Linked DNA regions of Homo sapiens: region 2 is linked to region 1. A link is an interaction called in ENCODE POLR2A ChIA-PET data of the cell type or tissue named here. Cell type or tissue: PC-9. All regions are shown on one strand.

The links. Peaks named below come from ENCODE experiments on the same cell type or tissue, not always from the same donor. Only the 100,000 strongest peaks of a DNase experiment are listed, where the experiment ranks them.
Region 2: POLR2A ChIA-PET joins it to region 1 with 5 read pairs; 4 of 35 experiments call an interaction of 5 or more read pairs at or near these places.

The regions. Positions count from the first base shown.
Region 1 is chr3:197,482,129-197,484,628 of GRCh38, forward strand. No RefSeq gene overlaps it. Among named protein-coding and RNA genes, the nearest start is that of LINC02012, 26 kb to the right of the region's middle. In PC-9, no CTCF peak of the experiment used is centred here; DNase peaks (open chromatin) are centred at 45 and 1,353; H3K27ac peaks cover 875 bases.
Region 2 is chr3:197,420,698-197,423,197 of GRCh38, forward strand. It overlaps LOC105374308 (a long non-coding RNA gene), which reads right to left. Exons shown (of 5, transcript NR_189108.1): 4 at 283-381. Among named protein-coding and RNA genes, the nearest start is that of LINC02012, 88 kb to the right of the region's middle. In PC-9, no CTCF peak of the experiment used is centred here; a DNase peak (open chromatin) is centred at 1,334; H3K4me3 peaks cover 364 bases; H3K27ac peaks cover 1,711 bases.

The DNA of each region.
Region 1 (2,500 bases):
GTATAATCCTATTTCTTTCTGCTGTAGGCCTGAGCGTTTGTCTGGTTTGTTATTCAAATGAAGCATGACTCATTTAGGATTTACCAGCTTGCTCCGAATTGTCTGTGGCTGTATTAAGTCATTTGACCTGTTTCCAGTGGAAAATCCATTTTTATTTACATCCTTAGGTGAAAGAGCCTGATGGGGCCAAAAGAGTGCTAGGGAGCAAGTCCGAAGCCCTGGCTCCGTGCTGTGATAACAAACATCATTCATAAAGAAGTATAGACCAAAGAATATTTGAATACATGCTAACTAGCAACACCATCTTGGGCAAGCCTCCTTGTCTCTCTGACCCATCCCTCAAATGGGAACAATGCCTACCTGGTCTGCCTCACAGCATTTCTGTGAGACTCATATGAGAGAATGCATCTGAAAGTTCTTTACAAACCGTAGAGGGTGGTGCTAGGGGAATCAAGGCTTGGGAGAGCAGCTCTCCTGGTCGACTGTGGCGGGGCAGTTTGAGACCTCGGGAAGTGACTGATTTTCTCCAACAGCATTTCTCGGCTTGCGTGTTTGAAAGAATAAGCAAGAAACAATTAATGCATCTGCTGCCTTTCTTAGATGTTTCACCTCACCCCAAGTCCCGTCTAGCCTTCTCAAGGTCACTGAAATGAAGCTTTGTCATGAAAACTGGCAGAAACCTACTAGAAAGAGCCCTGGCCAAGATAAACCCCAGGAGAGACAGAGGCAGAAGGTCTCTCGTAGCTTCCGCAGATGTTGATCAGTTCCTCACATCATTTGGCCAAGGAATGAACGGGCATAATTTATGCTGCAGTTTAAGGAAGCACTGATTCTTCCATCGAACTTATTCACTGTCAGTTCATCTATTTACCAAAACTTAACCGAATGACATCTCCCTCTTGAGCCCAAACCACCATCCCTACCAGTTTTTCTAACCTTGCATTGCTAGAGCTATTTCTCAGGTGATTTCAATATGCTAGTCTTCTCAGTGAAAGAATTGAAACAGGCCAGGTGCAGTGGCTTGTGCCTGTAATCCCAGCACTTTGGGAGGCCAAGGCAGGTGGATCACCTAAGGTCAGGAGTTTGAGAGCAGCCTGGCCAACATGGTGAAACCCCGTCTCTACTAAAAATACAAAAATTAGTCAGGCGTGGTGGTGCATGCCTGTAATCCCAGCTACTCAGGAGGTTGAGGCAGGAGAATCTCTTGAACCTGGGAGGTGGGGGTTGAAATGAGCCGAGATTGAGCCATTGCACTCCAGCCTGGATGACAGAGCAAGACTCTGTCTCAAAAAAAAAAAAAAAAAAAAAAAAATTGAAACATCAAGAGATTGCAGCACTAGCTGGGCTGTCAAACCGGAATGACAGAAAAAATGCCTTTGTCCAAACACAATCCAACGTTCTCCATCTTATGGAAGCTACATCCCTTAGCCTGGCTGAAAGTGGCTCCAGTCTGGCCTCATTCAGGAGGCAGCAAGGACTGGTGGAAAAAACCCTGAGCTTGAGCTTGTCTCTTCTGCTCTTTATGCCTCAGTTTCCCTTCTGGTCCAATAATGAGGTTGAACTAGTCCTGCTATAAAGCTTCACTCATTTTCTGAGGTGGCGGTGGGGCTGAGGTGTAACACTGGGGTAGGAAGGAAGCTGAAAGGATACAGCAGTTCTGCTTTTAGCAGGTTGACACATTCTGAGTAGAGTTTCCTTTGGCAAAGGATTACTGTGCTGATTAAAAAATGCTTAAAAAACACAGGCCTGGCTGGGCATGGTGGCTCATGCCTGTATTCCCAGCACTTTGGGAGGCCGAGGCGGGTGGATCACCTGAGGTCAGGAATTTGAGACCAGCCTGGCCAACATGTTGAAACCCCGTCTCTACTAAAAATATAAAAATTAGCCAGGCATGGTGGTGGGCACCTGTAATCCCAGCTACTCAGGAGGCTGAGGCAAGCGAATCACCTGAACCCAGGAGGTGGAGGTTGCAGTGAGCTGAGATCTTGCATTGCACTCTAGCCTGGGAGACAAGAGTAAAACTCCATCTCAAAGAAAAAGCAAATCAAACAAACAAACAAAAAAAAACCATAGGCTTTTACCTGATGACTCTGAGGCTGCCCTAACAACTTTCCTTCCCTCTACCCTTGCGAGAAAACGTGTGTATTCTTACTGCAGTGACTTTACTCGAAACTCCCATCCCAGCACGTAATGCTCAAACTCCAGTTCCAGCCTCATCTCCTCCAAAAGCCAACGTGCCCATGAGGCTCTTCTCTGCTTCTTCTAACAACCCACTGGTTATACCAGGAGCCATGCCTGCCTTAGAGTGCCTTGTGCTGGGTGCCTCAAATGTCCCCCTACTTCCCCAACAAGATCATGAGACTGCTGCGGCAGGGACCCAGCTTGGGTCCGGCACTAATTGAGGACACAGGGATACCCAGTGAGTGACTGGATGTTGCAGAAGGCCACATCACTGACAGGGCCCTGAAGCTGAAGGTTGTTTAGAAGAGGGTCATACCCA
Region 2 (2,500 bases), 61 kb before region 1:
CCAGGTAGGGAAGTGCATTGCTCAAGGTCACATAGAGAGGTCAGGGGACCTGGTCCTGAGCCCAGTTCAGGGTTCTTTCCATTTCCAAGCTGTCTCTAGCCACAGGGCCAATTCTCTTCTACCTTCCCACAGCAGATGTTTCCCAACCAACCAACTAGCCAACCAGCTAACCAACCTGCAAGTATTTCCTATAAGCCTTGGACTGTGCATTCTCTGATGCTCTGCTGTAAACGATTATTTTTTTACTGTTCCAAAATGCAGCAGTAAAGAGTAAGCACTCACCTTTGGGGGCAGAGCAGAACTGGCCTGCTTCTTTGAGTCCTGCTTCGATTTCTGGAGCTTAAACATAGTGTCCCATCATTCCTTGAAGACATGCAGCTGCTAAGAAAGAGTTGCATATTTGTAAGTGGGGGCCAGTGAGAGATGTCTGGTCAGACCCCAGTTCTGGGGCGGGGTGGCTTTGGTCTGAGTGGTGGTCAGACCTATGCAGGAAGCCGCACCAGGCAGAGAGGAGGCCTCGGCCCGCCCAGGTTCCCACCCAGGTGTCCACCCTGGTGCAGTCCCCTCTGTCTGCCACCACGAGGACCTCTTCCTGAGGTTCCAAAGTTGAGCCGAGTGTAGTCCTTGCCCAGTCGATGCTTTCTGGGCTCACTCTCTCAAAAAGGAAGTAGCCCCTTTTATTCTTAGACCACCACAGATGCAGACAAAGCCCGGATTTTAAAGAGGAAATTTCTACTAAAATAAAATAGAAAATAAACAAAACCTAGATAAGATTATATTTATAGACTATAATTTTCTAAATAAAATGTAAAATGCACATTTATGGTAGAAAACGTGGAAATATATGTTTTAAGAATTCATAAGCCCACCCATCGCCTAGCCCAGTGCCGCCTCTGACACGGTAGCAAGTAAGCATGCGCTGCTCCCGAGCATTGGAAATGCGGCTGATCTGAACGGAGATGCACTGTAAGTATAAAATATACACCGGAGTGGAAGATTTAGTTCAAAAAATGTAAAATATCTCATTAATACTTTCAAAAATACTCATTACATGCCTGAGATGATAACATTCTGGATATATTGGACAATACATAATTTTTTTTTTTTTTTAGAGTCCAGTGGCATGATCTTGGCTCACTGCAACATCTGCCTCCCAGGTTCAAGCAATTCTCCTACCTCAGACTCCCGAGTAGCTGGGATTACAGGCATCCGCCACCACACCCAGCTAATTTTTGTATCTTTAGTAGAGACAGGGTTTCGCCACGTTGGTCACGCGGTCTCAAACTCCTGACCTCAGATGATTCACCCGTCCTCGGCCTCCCAAAGTGCTGGGATTACAGGTGTGAGTCACTGCACCCATCCAGCCAACAAATATATTATTAAAATTAATTTGACCTGTTCCTTTTTACTGTTTTCAGAAGCTACTAAAAACCGTAAAATCATATATATGACTCACATCACATGTCTGTTGGACGGCCCTGACCAAGAGAAACCACGGATAACATTCTGGCGCACCTGCTCCATTGTGGGGTGTATGTATTTGACGAGTCTGGCTCCTGGTCAAACACCTATGTGTGATTTTTCAGGTCTGACTGCAAGCAATGGCAGAGGCTTGACCTGGCAGCCCTCCTGGGGAAGCTCCCCTCCCCACACCAGACCTGGTGCCCAGCCAGCACACAGGAGGCTCTGAGGGGAGTTAAGGACTCAGCCCTGCTATGCTATGCTCTTCACATATTTGCATTCCTAGCCCAGTGTCTTCATTCCTAAATCTCTTTCTCTGAGGCCTTCGGCTGAGGTTTTTTTTCAGGTGCCTCTTCCGAGGCCTCTTTACCAGGGGGAGGAGGGCGAACCCTGAAGACATGCTTCCCCACTCTGAATCAGCACCCAGGATTTTTCCACTCTACCCCACACCCCGACCCCAGGGTCCATAAAACTGCTGGAGCCTTTGGTTGGGGGCTCCCTCAACAGTGCAATGTCCGCCACATCTGCACGGATCCACCTGACCCTTGAACGGTGCACTGTTTCATGGGGAAAATGAAACAGGAGAGCCAGCGGCTTCTCTGGCTTTAGCCTCCTGTTTATATTAACACTGTTATAGCAAGTGATTAAAGGCTGCACTGTTACTTTTTTTTTTTTGGCTCATTCTTGCTGTGATGGGCTACTCTGACACCTGACAGCTCAGCTCTCTCTCCCAGCTTAGCAGAACTCCCAACAGTATTTTTTAAATTTTTTTGGGGGGGCTGGACAGAGTCTCACTCTGTTGCCCAGGCTTGAGGGCAATAGCGCAATCTTGGCTCACTGCAACCTCCACCTCCCAGGTTCAAGTGATTCTCCTGTGTCCGCCTCCTGAGTAGCTGGGATTACAGGCACCTGCCACCACGCCCAGCTAATTTTTGTAATTTTAGTAGAGATGGAATTTTGCCATATTGGCCAGGCTGGTCTTGAACTCCTGACCTCAAGTGATCCGCCTGCCTCAGCCTCCCAAAGTGCTGGGATTACA